2 separate regions of the Mus musculus genome follow, and region 2 is linked to region 1. The links are chromatin loops, found by intact Hi-C in ENCODE. Cell type or tissue: left cerebral cortex. All regions are shown on one strand. Links, peaks and the distances in the headings refer to the core of each region. The heading gives the core; the rest is flanking DNA.

Evidence for each region. Hi-C counts contacts between places; a loop is a spot of excess contacts. Peaks named below come from ENCODE experiments on the same cell type or tissue, not always from the same donor. Only the 100,000 strongest peaks of a DNase experiment are listed, where the experiment ranks them.
Region 2: a loop joins it to region 1, with 4 times the contacts of the local background. A loop is called at or near these places in 11 of 42 quality-filtered maps.

What each region holds. Positions count from the first base shown.
Region 1 is chr2:148,650,913-148,659,548 of GRCm38, forward strand. No RefSeq gene overlaps it. Among named protein-coding and RNA genes, the nearest start is that of Nxt1, 17 kb to the right of the region's middle. In left cerebral cortex, for the core only: a CTCF peak has its summit at 4,265; DNase peaks (open chromatin) are centred at 428 and 4,255.
Region 2 is chr2:148,595,893-148,604,528 of GRCm38, forward strand. No RefSeq gene overlaps it. Among named protein-coding and RNA genes, the nearest start is that of Gm46770, 38 kb to the left of the region's middle. In left cerebral cortex, for the core only: a CTCF peak has its summit at 8,289; a DNase peak (open chromatin) is centred at 3,807; H3K27ac peaks cover 569 bases.

The DNA.
Region 1 (8,636 bases), core at 225-8,224:
ATTCCTGGGAGGGGAGTACGTGTTGGGGGGGGGGGGGGGAAGGGTGTCTCAGATGTGACCAGATTGCCTTTGCATACAAGCTTTCTTTCTTGTTTAATGAGAATTCAGGTTGATGATTGTATATTGAGATGTTTCAGGACAGGGTTCTTAATACTTACCAAGGGCTATGGAACTCCCTAGAGTGACTAAAAAGTCTCTTGCCATCCTGGAAAACTTGGGTGGCCCCACTAGGTTCTTCCTGACTGTCAGGCCTGAGTCTGACCACTTAGTTGCTATAGTGACCAGCTCAGTGTCTCATCCCTTCTCTCAAGACTGCAGGCCTCCATTCTTAGTGTGTTGGGAATCTGAACAGGAAAATATGCTAATGACTCCCTTTTCTGGATCTATGACTAAATTCTCCATCATTGATCTTTCAGAATCAGAATATCTCTGATTCCCTATGAAGATGTGTCTCCATGAGTCAACCATATGATTTTATTTCTAGGTATTTCAATCATTTAAGTGTCCCTGGTGACTGCATAAGCTGATTCATTACATCTCTGCAAGCTCCCTGCACTCAATTTAGTACTGAAAATAGCACTGCCTTTTCATGTTACGTGCTGTTTCCACTTTCCCCTCCTACTGGAAGTACAATAAATTCTAATATTCAACAGATAGATGACCCTATGGAGAAATACAGCTAACATTTTAGTAGCTATAAAACCAAGTAACCCTCAGGAAAGCATATAATATGGTATGATCGGCATGGCTACTCTTTATGATGAGATGCCTCTAGGCCAGATTGTTATGGTCTGGGTATGAAATATTCCCTGATGACCCATGCGTGAAAGGCCTAGCCACCTGTATTAGCTACTTTTCTGTTGCTGTGATAAAATACTGACCAAAAACTACTTATAAAAGAAAGAGTTGATTTTAGCTTATATATTTTAGCTTAGATTGTAGCATTGTAGACTCTATAGGGAGTCTACAATGGTAGGGGAGGCATCACAGTAGGTGGCTGGAAAGGAAGCTGAGACACATCTTCAACAGCAAAGCAGAAAGTGGTTATAGGTTAGAGGTATAAACTCTCAAAGCCCATTCCCAATGGCATACTTCCTCCAGAAAGCTGTACCTCTTAAAGGTTCTACAACCTCCCAGACAGTGCTACACACTGGGGACCAAGTATTCAAATACTTGGTTAATAACTATGGGGAACAGTTCTCATTCAAACCACATTGTCTCATTCAGACTTTCTACAATAATTCCTGCTTCTCAGTATAGTTCTGTGCATGTTTTATTCTACTTTCTGGGGAGTCTTTGAGAAAATGTCCAAGCTTTTTATCTTTATGGGACATAGCATGGCTTGGGCTCTGACTTGATTGTGTATTAATCCCTTGATGGATTCATAATATAAAAGCATCATTGGGGTATGTTGTAAGGTAAGGGATGGGGCTTAACTGGAGTAAAGGGGTCACTAGGGATGTATCTTTTCAGCCCCTTCTCTTTACTTCCTGGTCATCATGGGTAACCTAATTTGTTCCCCCACATATTCCCACAGCCTCACCTCAGGACCAAGGCAAGGGTGGCATCCAACCATGGCTATGCCCCAACATGCTGCATGACATATAAGAAGAACAAAGTGGAGTTATGTGAACAACTGCTTACAAGCTAGCTCTAGTCACTGTTGTAGGCAGAAGCCACGTTGTTAGCCTTCATACTGCAAATGCAGATGGGCCTGACTGTAATTCTTAGACTTTACTTTGATGACCTCTAACAACTTAGACCAGAATTCTGCAGACAAAATATATTTGTAATTCTTTCTCACTTAAACGCACCTGGCTTCATGGGGTTGGGGCAGAGGAGTTATCAACACCTAGCCATGTGACTCTATCCACTTGCTGGGAACTTTTCTTTTTCTTTCTTTCCTTTTTTTTTTTTTTTTGTTTGTTTGTTTTTATTTCCAAAGATTTATTCATTTTATTTCATTTTTTATTTCTTTACTGGAAACTTTTCTAAGAAGAGGCTACCTTTAATTCTATGAAGTGTTAAAGCCAGTGTTGTAGCTATAGTGTAACTATCAAGGAGCAAAGGAAGGTTCTGGAAAAAAGCTTGTTGTCCCTGGTCTTTTTTTCCCTTCTAATCCAAATCCCCCAATGCTGTAGTTTGGATAGGTAAAGCTTGTTAATCCTCATGGTCATCTTGACTGGATCAGAATGAATTAGAGGCTACTCCTCTGGGTGTGCCTGAGGGATATTTCCAGAGAGGTTGAATTGTGAATGTGAAGGTCTTTCCTACACATGGACTGTGGGAAGCCACATGTGCCGTTGCAGAGTGGCACTGACTACTGCTGGCCACCACGCATAAGTTTGGACAAACAACCAATGTGTACATATGCAGTAAAGTTTTTTCAAAGACACTGCCTGGCCCGGGCATGATAATGAGGCTTTGGGAGTATAACCAATCAGATGTGAGACATGCAAATGAGGTATGATAATGAGGCTCTGTGAGGTACAGAGAGAGAGAGAGTAGCCAATCAGATGAGGAACATGCAAATGAGGCTTAGTACATAACCAATCTGGGTGTGAGACACGCCTCTCCTAGGCCTATATAAGCAGCACCAATTCTGGGCTTGGGGTCTCTTCGCCTCTGCAATAAAGCTCTCCCAATAAACGTGTGCAGAAGGATCCTGTTGCAGCGTCGTTACTACTGGCCAGTCCTGCGCGCGCAAGAATGGACAGCACCTTCCCATGGCAGGATGCTCAGAAGAATGAAAGGAAAAGGGGGAGAAAGTGTTCTAAGCACCAGCATTCAACTCCCTTTGATTCCTGACTGTGGACTCATAACCAGCTGTCTCATGTTCCCTCCACTGGAGTTGCAAGATGTTCAAGGCACAATATACCTTTCCTTCTTTAGGCTAGTTTTCTCAAACACTTTGTCACAGCAACAAGAATTAACTAATAGAGGAAATATTCCCCCCAAAGCCCGTGTGTTAAGGACTTGGCTCCCACATGGTTGTATAATTTGGGGAGGTCCTGGAAATCTTAAAGTGTAAGTTGTTGCTAAGGGAAGCAGGCCATGAAGGGTGTGTTGCTGGGAGTATCTTGTTCTAGTGTATTCCTGCTCATCTCTACTTTCTGCCTGCAATGAAGAGAACCTTGTGTGTCACATCCCAACCATTATGAAATTCTATCCAATAATCTCTAAAACAGTGAGCTGAAACAAATCCCTCTTCCCTGTAAGTTTTCTGTCAGGTAATTGGGGCAATGCTACACCGGTGTAACTAGCACGTGCATGCAATCGCCACAAGCTTTTCTGGTTTTTGTTGTTGTTGTTGTTGTTTTTTGGTTTTTTTTTTTATTAGCAACCTCTAAATTCTAAGTGAGTGTATATTTCAATCATTTGATTTATCAACTCCAGCCATTCATTAGTGACTCTTATTGGGGAAATTGCCAAGAAATTTTTAGCTAGTTTTATTAGCTTGGAGCATAGCTAGCGCACCTTCTTAGGGTATCCTTATGGCTCCCAATAGAGATGGGACTTTCTGCTCCCCTTAGTACCCTCCATAGCTGGAAGTAGGAAGAGAAAACCTAGAATGTTCTATGATAACCTGTTTTGGTTTTGTTTGTTTGTTTGTTTGTTTGTTTGTTTTTCATGGATAGTACCTGGGTCCTCTGTGGAAGTGGTACCTCCTTTGGGCAGCTCACAATCAGTGGCATATGGTTAACAAGAAATGGCTGCCTGGGGTCCTCCAGGGCAGGTTCCTTACCATCCCCTCTGCCTTTTATGTACTACCCACCTGGACCCATGTCTAGTACAAAGTTGTTTATGTATATGCTCCTTTATGGTATATGTGTTCATGTCTGTATGTACAGATGTGGGTGTGAATGCACATATAGTGTGCAAGGCATACATAAATATTAGATGTTTTCTTTAATGGTCTTTTATATTATTTTTATTTTATTTAAGTGCTGGCCAGGTACCTAAAATCCTAACCAAGAAGCATTGTTAGCAAGAACTTCAGAGACAGAAACAACCCAAGATTGGAGCCTTTAAACAGCAGATAAACAAACCCAGAGTTTCTACATTCTAAAAAATAAAGCCACAAGAACAAAGCCCTGTGTACCACCATCCATTCAGACAAGAGAGGTATCCTTAGAAATTTCCGTTTGTCAAATGTTTGAGCTAAGAGAGAAATAGATGCCTTCTAAGAGATAACAGGAACTCAGTGCAGCATCTTAGCCTAGCATTGTGCTTAGAATAGGCGAGAGCACCCTCGTGTGGCAGATACTTTAAATGTCAACTCAGCATCCAAGAGTAGGCCAGCTGCAGGCAGCTTCCAAACAGGGGAAATGGAGGCTCAACCTTTGAGCCTGAATCAACAGTCAAGTAGTGTAAAATTGTTTTATTGGATGATAATGTATGATTTCTGTACTGTGAGTGTTTATACTGTAGTCAGCACAGTGGTCCTACTGTATTATCCTTGATGGCAGGAGTAGCAATTCTAGGAGGTGGTTAGAAATGCAAATTGCTCCTGCTTTAGAAACTGATGCTGAAGGCTAGCCTACAAATGTCAGTATGCCTTTTTATGAATTCTGAAGCTTGTTTATGTATATGCTCATGTATGATATATGTGTTCATGTATGTATGTATGTACAGATGTGGGTGTGAATGCACATATGGTGTGCAAGTGTGCGAAAGGCATATATCAATATTAGATGTTTTCTTTAATGGTCCTTTATATTATTTTTATTTCTTGTGTTTGTATGTGTATATGCAGATATGCTCTGATGTGCACCTGTAACTCCAGCTGTGCAGACTCATCAAGCCTTTTCATCTTGTTTTTTGAGGTGTAGGCTCTCACTGAATCTGGAGCACATCATCAATTTAGCCAAGTTGGCTAGGCATCCTCCTGACTCAGTCCCCAAAGAAACCCTAACCTTAACCCACACCCAATCCTACACATACACACAGCCACCAGCAGAAAACATGACATGACCACAGAAGTGTAAGAAGTACACCTAGTGGGGTCCAGAGACTGAGGCAGGACAGGGTCGTCAGCGCATGAGAACAACATGTGAGAGTCAGTTCTCTCTTTCCACCATATAGATTCCAGGGATTGAACCCTGGTCATCAGGCTAGACAGCAGATGCCTTTAACTAATGAGTCACCATACCCATGCCCTCTGCCAACAGCCAAATGTATACAAGACTAATAGAACAACTTGGAGCTTTGTACTAGGCATGGAGTCCAGGAGAGTAGTACTCACCAGTCAGGGAAGATGAATTGTAGGGTAAAAGACCATGACCAAAGGGGAAAACTCCCTGACTCTAACTTGACCCATAGCCCAAGACCAGAGCCAAGAAACAATCCCACCAATTGTGCTTGCCTCAAAATCAAGCCAAAGAATCACATCAATCCCTGAGCACAAAATCCTATAAGTCCCTAAACCAGAAACTTTACCAATCCCTATGCTTGCTCCAAGATCAGATCACAAAAATTCTACCAATCCTAGGCCACTCTGAAAAGCTGTGCCCCTCCCGCAAGAAACCCTATATAAAGTCTGCCACCCTTCTGGCCTTTTCTCCCCCAATAAATCCCTTGTGTGAGGTTGTTATGCAGTGACTTTGTGGTATTCTTTGGCTCACGATTTATTGCTGGGATCCCTCTCAGAGAAGAGCTGTAACACTTTCACTGGGAAAATCTCCCCCAGCTGGAGCAAAGCTGTAACATTTACATGAATGATGAAAGAACCAGACTTGGTGGCTCCTAGGCACCCACATCTTGTTGGCTGGATGTCCAGTCACTAAGAGTGAGCTGCCTAGGAGATACCACTTTCGCAAAGGAGCCTTAGCTTCTGTCCATGAGAAAGCAGGTTATAGAACATTCTAGGTTTCTTCTGTTTACTTCTAACTGTGGAGGGTAGATTATTTGAGGCAGCAGGAAGTCCCTTAGGTATTGGGGGCCATAAGAATACCCTAACTAGAAGACTTGGCCATGGCCCAACCTTATCTTTGAGATAAGGTCTTGATAAATCTGGAGCTCATCGATTCAAGTAGACTAGTTAGGTAGTGATCTTCATACCTCAGTCTACAAAGCTAGAGTTATATATTTAACTCTATAGCTGTATGCTGCAGCATCTAGCTTTTATGTGGGTTCTGGGTATCCAAACTTGGGTCCATACCTTTGCACAAGCAGATACTTTATCAACTGGCATACTAGTCTAGTATATAATTGGAGGTTGGTATGCTAGTTTAGTATAAAGTGAACAGTTGGCATGCTAGTCTAGTATACTGTGAGCAGTTAATATGCTAGTCTAGTATATAGTTGATAGCTGGTATAATAGCTTAGTATACAGATGACAACTGGTATACTAATCTATCATAAGGGAGCTATAGACAGGAAGTCATAGGGGTGAGTTCTCTGACCCCAGGAAAACCCCTTGGAAAGCTGTTTAGACTCAGCTTAGAAGAGCCAGTATACCAATTAGGGGAAGAAAGGAAGGCAGAGACAGAGTTTGTTGGACGGCAACCTAGTAGAGCTGTACCCACCAGGGCATCAAGTCATCCATCCCCATGTCTGCATCAGCAGTGCAGATTCAGAAACTGAGCATGCATGGATTAGACAATTCACTCTTGACCTTGCAGATCTACCTGGTTCTAAACACCCCCATCTCCCTGTATCTTTCTGCTTGATCTGCCTGGATTTCTCTAATCATCCCCAAAGCTAATGAGGCTCTTGCTGTAGATCTAGTAGGAACTGTGAAGCATGAGTGGATCTGGTAAGGCTGACGCAGTATGAGCTCACAGGGAGAGAGTAACATGGCTCAGACTCTGACCCAGTGCTCACCAAGTCAGAGGTACAAACAGATGGCCCAGGGTAGGAAAAGAAAGTCTCTAAGGATACCTGTAGCTGAGAAACCAGTGGAGATACCAGAGAACATGTGGCATTTAAGTCTTGAAAGAAGGGATTTCTTTCTTTCCCTCTGTTTAATACTTGAGATAAAAGTCATACAACATAAAATGACCATCTTCAAGTGAATGGTTGAATGCAATTTAGTAGATTCAGTGTTACTCAACTTTTATCTAGCTCCAAAATGTTCCCACAACTGGACAATGGAACATCTGTTTTATTAGGCTGCTTCTCCCCCTACTCCTCTCTGCCCATACTCTCTAGGAAATGCCAGTCTGCATTCTGCTTCTATGGATTTACCTAATCTGGATATTTCACATAAGAGGAAATATATTCTAGGTGTCCTTTTGTGCCTGGTTTCCTTCATGTACTGTACTTTCAAGGTTCATTTACATTGTAGCATGTAGCAATACTTCATTCATTTTTCATGGCTGAATTAAATTCCATAATACAATAAGACCACATTTTGCTTATTCATTCATCCATAGATGGACATTTGAGTTGTTTCCTGCTTTGGGCTATTATAAATATTCATATACACATGTTTGCTTGAGCACCTGTTTTCAATTCTTTAGAGCACATATCAAGGATTAGACTTGCTGGGTCATATGATAAATCAGCTTATGAGGCAGGGGAAGCAAATGCCATGACACTTTGGATGGTGACTATATAACAGTCCTACAGTGCATAACCTCATTAGCATTGTTTCCAGTGATAACTCACTGGGGTTTTGATTTGCATGCTCAGAGAAGATATTCAGGCCATCTTACAACCCCACGGCTCCCGACTAAACAGGTAATGGGCCTGCAGTTCTTATTACTTGAGAAACTGAGACAAGGTAATCACATTCCAAGACCAATCAGAGTGAGCTCAAGGCCAGCCCTGATTCAACAAGACCCTTAATCCAGACTGAGCAATTTAGCAGGCCCAGTCTTGCCACACCACCTCCAGTAGGATCTGTGTGACAAGTTCCACAGACTGAGGTGATTGACCTCAAAAGGGGGAGGCCTCCTGGAACTGGTTGTGGAACTCTTCACTGGAGAAAAAATATTGAGCTGTAGTTCTCACAGCAGGCAATCTATCTGTTTTGTTTTCTCCTATTCCTTTTCTTCTTTACATGTTCCTTGGGAGCCTAGGTCAAGATCTTAAGCGAGAATAATGGGTAAGAAACCATGCCTAGAGATGGGGCCACTAACATGACCTTATCCCCAGGGAAACCAACATTTTACTTTTTAAATCGTTTACGAAACTATTATGATAGATAAAAACTTTCCCAACAATAAAATTTCATATGGCTACATGTGGGTCATTGGAGGTGGATTTTGGTATATGGTAAAGAAAGCCTTAATTAGAAAGGATTAAAATAGTTTAAATTTATACATTGAAAATTTATTTTAAAGAAAATCAGGTACTCGATGTTAAATATAATTGACCATGGGGATAGAGAGTTAGTTCAGCAGTTAAGAGCACTGACCCTTAAAGATTTATTAACCTGCTCCTGGAAATATGCTACTAGTCTTGGAGGACAGCCCCCCCCCGAATTCATCCTTTTAGAATTGTTATATTTTGATGATTCATAATGATGTTACCTGTTCTGTTGGTGATTCACTGAATACACAGTTTCAGAGTTGTAATGCTTGGATGTGTTTGTTTCTGTTTGTCATGGCCAAATTCTTACCCACTAGCTTCGAGGACCCTCATTCCAGGGACCACCATACCCGACTGGAGTGGTCCATGGCACAGTCTCA
Region 2 (8,636 bases), core at 361-8,360, 55 kb before region 1:
TTCTCTACAATGACAGTTATGCTGGGGAAGGAGAGACAGTCAGGTCCCTGAAGGTTACTGGCCAGCCCCTCTAGCTAAATAGGTAATTCTAGGTTCCACAAGACATTTTGTCCAAAAATTAAGGTAGAGAGTGACTGAAGAAGACACCCAGTATCATCTACATGGGCAAACAAACACACAAACACACACACACACACACACACACACACACACACACACATACGCATGCATGCGCACGTGCTCGAGCAGCATACATACACAATAACACACATACAAAAGAAGGAAGGAAAGAGAGAAGAAAGGGAGAAAGGAAGGAAGGGAGGGTGGGAGGGGAGGGAAAGAGTGAGGAAAAGAAGGGTAGGGAGGAACCCTCTGAGGGGAATGAGTCCATACTTCAGAACATTCAGTGTGTGTGTGTGTGTGTGTGTGTGTGTGTGTGTGTGTGTTTATCAAGAGTCTGTATGTATCTTTCCCTCTTATAAGAATAAGAACCCCAAGCTGGGCAGTGGTAGCACATGCCTTTAATCCCAGCACTTGGGAGGCAGAGGCAGGTGGATTTCTGAGTTCGAGGCCAGCCTGGTCTACAGAAAAACCAAAAAAAAAAAAAAAGAATAAGAACCCCAGTTCTGTTGTATTAAGGTCAATCCTGCTCCAATGTACCCTCATCTTTATTTAACTACTTACCGAGTCAGTGACTCTGAGAATGTGGTCTCATTTGGTCACATTGTAAACTGACCAGTCCATAGTTGTATGAATTAAGAGAGTGGGGTTGCTCTTAGCCCACTACAATATGGGCCTTACATTGAGGATATATATACACAGGTGCTCTTGGAAAAAAGGGATTAGGTCTTCTCAGCACTAAATGACACAATGACTAAGACTCCAGGGTTTCATCCCAGTTTTCAATCCAAGCCCTGATGTAACTATTTAACCGTATTCCATTTATTAATAAATAATCTAAATAAAATCTAAGCCCATGTCTCTTCACTTTTAAGTAAAGGATATAATTTGTAACACGTAGGAAGTGCTGGGTCTTTCAAATGCTCAATACATAGGAGATCTTAATACCACCGAAGCCCATCTAGTGTTAGTAAAAGCTGAGACTGTATCCTCCCCTCAAGACTCAGGGATCCCTGTGGAAGAGGAGGCAGAGATATTGTGAAACTCAGGGGTAATGGAAGACACCAAAAGAACAATGCCTTTTAAACACAACAGGACCGACACACGTGAACTCACAGAGACTGTGGCAACATACACAGGGCCTGCATGGGTCTGAGCCAGCTAGAATCCCAGCATTGAGAGAGGAAGTGGACACAAACACTCAAAGGGAACCCAGTTAGGAAACCCAGAAGCTGTCTCTGATAGATAACTGCTTGCAAAGGAAAAATTAGTTTTCCCCAATGAAGTCTCACTGAAATGTAGGCCCAATGTCCAGCAGTAGATGACCAACACAAAAAGAACTCAATGCCATGGGCAGGGCTGGGGGTGTTAGTTTTGTTTGTTTGTTTGTTTGTTTATATAACAGGTCTTTTTTGTATGTGTTGTAGTTTCCAGGTTGGAGTTTGTGTGAGATTTCTCTGTGTGAATGTGTGTGTCTGCACCTATTTGTGTTTCTTGTGCTTTTTCTTGGGGACTTTTTTTCTGTTTATTGATTTAGTTTGTCATATTCTGGTTTGTTTAGTTTTGTGTTATTTTATTAGTAATTTTTGAATGAATGTCTGTAGGTTTTCTAACAAGAAAGAGAAAGAAAGGGTTTGAATTCATGTGGGAATGGAGGTGGGGAGGAGCCGGGGGAAGGCGGGAGAGGAGAAACTACAATCAAAATATATCGTATTTTCAGTAAAAGAATAATAGATGAAATAAAGGGCAGGGACTGCATATCAACATGGCCATGGCATACTGTCCTCATGATGTCACCTTGCAGTTGCTGTTCATCAAAAGAGCAACTCAGGAAAACTAGAGTTTTGCCCCCAGAGAACCTATTCAAGACCTTCTCTGCTCTGTTTCCAATAGCTCACCTTTCCTGGTAGCTACATTGTCCTGTTATGTCACTCATCAGTGATAAGACCTTGGATGGGGATGTTGTCTCTGAAAACATAGTCACAATAGATAAAGAAACAGATGCCATGGAACTGGACAAAGGTTTAGTAGAGAAGGGCACAGCCCCTCTGGCTTCCTCTAAACTCTGCCTTTCCTCCTGGACAGAGTGCCACAGCCCCAGACCCACCCATCAGGAAGAAGTTCCATTTCCACTCCAACTGTAAGAGATGTTCTTTCTCACCTTACCTGGAGTTCAGTGTCCCAGTATGAGTCCAGAACACAGGTCCCCCTCATCAAATGCACCATATGGGCAGAAAGCCACTCTGCTACCTCTGTGTATAACCTGTGGGTGGACAGCTCACCCTCAGATCCACACAGGATGCTTATAGAATCAGGTTGCAGGTAATAGTAATGATGATGATGATGATGACATAACAACATTTTTAAAAAAGAAATCTTGTTCAGGCCTTGGTAGCTATTGTTATTTTTCTCATTTGGGTTCTCAGAGAGCCCATGAGTATAAGGGGCTACCATTACCACACCTCATCTATAGATGAAAAACCTTAGGTACAGAGCAGTTGCCCAGCTGAAGGCAAAAGACAAACATAACTCAGACTCACACACATGGAAGAGGGACATACTTCCTAAGGAGCAGTGTCCGTCTATAACATCTTTCTGGAAAAGATGGAGTAGCCAATCCCAAGAGAACAGCTTTGCTGTCATGCTTATTCGCAATTAGCATCACAAGTTGCTATAATGTTTTTCCAACTGTCGCTGTGTATGTACACACTGTCTGGGTACATATGTGGGACAAGCAGCATTATTGGGCAGTAGCAAAGGCTGGAGAGTTGTGGATTGGGAGGTATTTGGTTGTACCTAGGTTTAGATTCCAAATGTCCACATAAGGGCAGGGCATGCTGGCATACATGTGTCTTCTTAGCACTGGGGATATAGAGTCAAGAGGTTCTCTAGAGCTCCATAGCCTTACAGCCTACCCACATTGACGAGTTCCAGGCTCAAAGAGAAACTATGTCTCAATAATTACATAGAGGAGAGTAACACACACACACACACACACACAAAGATATGAAGAAAGTTGCTACCATCATAGGCAAGCTCTCTATGATGTTCAGAGTCCCTTTTCATTCATTGTTAGCCTGGAATATTATACTTGCATTGTGGTACCAAAGTATAAATACAGAATTGGCAAAGCCCATCATCTTATCTCCAGCATTAAACCTTATTAGCAATCTGTGAAACACTGAAAACTTTATCAATCTGTAAACACTGAAAACTTTCTTTAGGGAAGAGATTACACCATGAATTTGACTTAACTAAGGAAATTAACTAGACTTAATTATGAAAATTCTGTTGGTGATAAAGCTCTGCAGCTAGAGCCATTGAATGCCAAATGTTACCCTCATAGGGTTCTTTGTCCTCAGCCTCCTTTCCTAGGGGTTCCCTCCTTGCTCTGTGACCACCAGAGAGCTTATCTGGAGAAGCAGAGTCAAATCCTGAGTAGCCAATCCACCATTCAGTAGCTCAAATGGGTTGAGATATTTTACTTTAAGCCATACAACTTAGTATCAGTGAATTCCAGATTCTGCTAGAGTTCTGGCTAAGCCATTGTCACTTTAGATATGTGGAAAATTCACTTACAAAACAGACCACATTTGACAGTTTGTGATTTCCACCAGGAAGTGACTCAACTTCCCCCAAACACCAGAAGTCTCCACTGGGGAAGGGAAAGCAACCTGTCAATGTTAGGGAACCAGCTGGTTGCTTTATAATTCACCAGCTGCTATATAATTTATGCATTTGCACAATGTACTCTGCTAGTCTTGCTGAGAGATGGCTAACAGGATAGGAATTTATAGCATGAAGGATCCTCCTAAGAGTCCTGCAAACTGGATGAAAATAGATCCTGACCAAACACAGAATTTCCATTCTTGAAAGAAAACAAAAATGCTTAATATCAAAGTCCAAGGTTCATGTGACATCAGAGTTCTCTATAGCCACACTGGAAGGAACAAAATATCATCATGTTCTTGATTCCAAAAACAAATAGTTAGAATCTACTTCTCTTATTTGAGGATGTCATTCTCTTATTTAATTTACACTTCTATAACAAAATATCTTAGATTTGGTAATTTATAAACAACAGAAAAGCATTCTGAAGTCTGGAAGTCCAAGATCAAGACCTGCAGTTCAAGATGCCTGCTAACAGCTTCCATACTGCTTCACATACAGACATCTCTTTGCTGGGTCCTCATGGGGAAAAGGAGATGGGTAAATTTCATTAGTCCTATAATGTCAGGGTCTGAACCTCATTCATGAGAACAGAGACCTTGTGACTGAATCACTTCCCAACGCCCCGCCCTCAGTACTGTTTCATTAGGAAACTGGCTTTGGTGTATGAATGCACCTCATACAATCAACCCATCAAGGAAGTATGAGAGATTATAGATATTTTCAAATCTAAAATACGTTAGAACTTTCCCTCTCTTTCTTTTGCAAAAAACTACTGGAGAGCTGGAGAGATGTCTTAGTGGTTGAGATTACTTGCCGCCCTTCCATAGAAACCAAGTTCAGATCCCAACACCATGCTGGGCAGCTCATCACTGCCTGTAACTCCAGCTCTAAGGGATCTGAAAAATCTGAAACTCTCTTCTGACATCCTTGGGTACCCACACTCTTAGAAGGCACAGGCACAGAAAGTCACACACTGAATATTCTCTCTCATGTATGGACTCTAGCTTCTAGTTTTTAAATTTGTGTGTTTAACATAGAGAATCTGTAGACGTAGGAAACGAGAAAGAGACCTTAAAGGGTATGAAAGCGGGAGGGCCTTAAGTGAGGATACTAGAACACACGTGATGTGGAAGTCCAGGAGGAGATACTGGGGTTGGGAAGTTTAAGCAGGGATATTAGGGAGATGCTTTTTCTTCCTTTCTTTCTTTTTTTTTTTGACCTGAGACCTACTTCACAGAAGGCAGTTCAGGCTTAGAATTATAAACTTAGTCAAAATCCAATGTCTGGAAAGGTCATGAGCGATAGGAGGTAGCAGGTAGGAAGACTTTCTACTGTTGTTTTGCTCAACAAATGTGCTGTCAAACTGCCTTTTAAATGTGTGTGTTTATATCTAGGAACTGATGCTGCAGTCTGCCTTTGTCAAAGATGCTTCTTTTTGCAGTAGGCTGTGGTTAAAGCAGACTCATGGCTGGTGAAAGTGCTGAGATAAATGACAATTGAGTGCTCAGCTTGGAACAGGATATCTGTTCCATTTCCTCAGCCTTTGACCTGTGAAATCCAGACAGTGGATAATACGGAGGGGGAAGTCCAGAACATTTTCTCTCAAGGTGACTCTACTGACTGTAACTCTTCTGAGACAGCTAGAGTCTGATTCCTACTGAAAGAGGATGGGAGACTCTACCTTCCCCTTCCTGCAATCTGTGTGGACACAGACAAAGTGTGTTATGCATGAGCTAAATGCCAGTCACATCTCATCACCATTTCCATGCTGGTAAGGCACCAGAAACCAATCCCATGTTCGTAAAGAAAGTCATTTAATGATATCCAAAGAATCCATATGTGGGAACCCCATCATGTAGTGCCTGGGAATGAACTCAGGTTGTGAGGTTTGGCAGCAAGTACCCTTACCCAATGGGTCATCTTACCTGCCCCCTCCAAAAAAATTTCTTTTTGAAAACAAGAAATATATAAATATTGCAACTCTAAGTTCAAGGAACTTCAAATAGCTTTATGAATCATTCTCATTTTAACTATTTCCTTTGTACTTCCTAATAAGTAGGCATTAGTTTCAAACAAGAAACAAAAATATATCTCTAGGACTGAGAAGCAGAAACAGAGATGGGTCTTTGCCAACAAACTTGTTTAGGCAAATTCAGCAAATGAATTGCAAAGCCTTCTTGCAAATAGGTTGATCTCTCTAAGTGCATTTGATTCTGCAGTATGCCAAGGCAAATTTCTAAAATGATTGTTCCGTTTTGATTATCATCATAATTATTTTTAGAAAAAAAAATGCAACTCAGCTTGCATCTGTGTCCTCTGCTAGGAACTATACTAGATCTGAACTTCAAATACGTTATGCAAATTTGAGCAACAGCCTTCTTCGAATGTCACCTTTCTTATCTCATTTTATAATTATGATCAAAACCAGAGCAGGCCAAGACACAGAGGGAATCTGATCAGGAATGAAGGGGACACACCTACCTCTCAGCGTCTGCTCTTCCTTCAAGGTGGGCTTAGTAAACATACTAGGATTGAATGCCCATTGTTGTAACCCACACATGATTCTTAAGGAAAAGTCACAAGTCAGCACCGAGTTACGTGGTATGAAGAACGCCCAAGTTCAAGGTTCTAGAAGGATTGTTCCCTCCCAAGGCTTCTCTTCTTGCCTTGTAAACATCCATCTTGTCCTGTCCTCATGTGATCTGTGCCTTCTGTTTCTATGTTCGGACTACTAAAAAGACATTGTTAACATCATCATCATTAATAATATTTTTATTGTATTGTTTTTGTTGGGGGAGGGTATACACATAGTACAGTGTGCATGTGGAGGTCAGAGGTCACCTTTTGGGGGCCATTTTCTCTCATCTTACCTACTGATCTATCTCACCAGTTCTCTCATTGGTTTTTACTAGGATGCTGGCTGTCCTGGATTAAGGCTTATACATAGTACCTCATTTTAACTTAATCCTGTCTTTAGACACAGTCTCAAAACACAGTGTCATACTGGGGTACCAGAGCTCTAAAATATTAATGTTAGAGAACACAGTTCATCCCATGGCACTAAGGTTTCTTTTAACAGAGAGGGTGTGGTGACATCTCATGTGAGATACCTTACATGGCTTCAGAAAACATGCAAAGACCATACAGTTCCTGAAAGTTACATTCCTTGTTGTTATCCCTGTTCCCACTTCCTCAGGGTCCATCCATAATTGCAGACAGTTGAGCTTTTTAGCTTAATCAGGGGACCTGATATCAGGAGACTTAAGCAATCTAATCCTTTATCACTGTGCACCTACTGGACTGTCAGTGTGACATGGTGACAAGGCTCAGACAACCCATGTGTGACAGGGTCAAATGGCTAGATGGGATATGGTTCCATCAACCTACTCAGAAGCCTGGATTCTCAAGGAGCTGCCTTGCCTCAGGTGCTTTCTCTAGGGTGAAGCCTGCCTCTGCTTGTTGAGCTAATAGTTCCTCACCATGACCCCAATCCCTGTTGTTCTGGCAGTCACATCCATGCAGACCCTAGTCAGGGAGCAAACAGCATTTCTACAAAGACGCTCAACCCTGTTCCATAGAAACCAAAATCGGGGACCAGCCTCCATGTGTGGTTCTGTTTAATATAAGATTTCCTAAAATACAGTCTTAAATATTTCTAAGGAAAGGGGGCCTCTTAAAAAAATGGTATGCTTATGAAAACAAAGGTCAGGTAAATGTGTTTCAGGCCAGGAAATCCTTTCTGAGTGGGAAGCATTCAATAGGGAGGAGGGAGGGACATTGGGGACAGGATTGGAACGGCCTGCAGCTCTCTGGGTGAGAAGGGACTAAGGGCAGTCAAGGCTCAGTTGACAGCAGCGTATACTGCATGTCTTCCTGTGAGGCTGACATCCTGCCCTGGGCCCAAGGAAACCCCTGGGAGGCTGTGTTTGGGTGTAAGGAAGGCTTTTTGTCTCTTCTCTCTGTTTTCCTTTTCTTCCTAAGGGGGACTGAGAAAACATTTCCCTAGTCTCCAGCTGTGGGAATATAGATAGTTTTAGATTGGGCAGGAATTAGGGATGTAAAATGTTTATTCTTTTCATCTCTGCGCCATTTCCCAGACCAGAACCTTTGTGCCAAGGCAATAGAGATGTTGAGGAAAATGAAACATGCCACCCTTAATACAAGTAAACATACAGGGTCTCCCAGGTCCTGGGATGAACATCTCTGGGGCCAGGCCTTACTTCTGCAAAGCCTATGATCTGTCTCTGACATTTCCTAAACAGCAAGGTTCTACAATTTAGCAAGTGTTTGGAGAAGGGACACTGAAGTAAGGATGACTACAACAGACGTTCATTTTGTAAGTTTGCTTTGAAGTGTCATGTGTTTTTCTGATAGCAGGGTTGAATAGCACTTATATCAGTAGTAAAACATTGCTACAATAACAACAACATGGCTGGGTGACATCATGTCTTCATTCCAAAGGACTGAAGTATTGCACTGGAGCCTCCACTAGGGTGTGTGCTGGGTTAACCCTCCCAAGCTGAATGGCATACTCTGAAATAACTGCTCTTAGGGATCGGCTATGGCTTCACTGCCTGTTAATCCCCAGTGCAGTGTTCTCATGTTGGAAGTACATTGGTTACACCACATACTGCAATGTCAAAATATTTGCAAAGACAACTTAAAGGGAGAAGGATTTATTTCGGCTCAGTGTGAGCAGCTATAACCCATCATGACCCTGGGGCTGGTATGGTAGTAGGCACTATGTGATGTTGGGAGCTTGGACATCTACTACATGATGCTGACCAAGAAGCAGATAGTTTAAGCCCAAACAGGGTGACACTATGAGCCTCATGCCTTCCTCT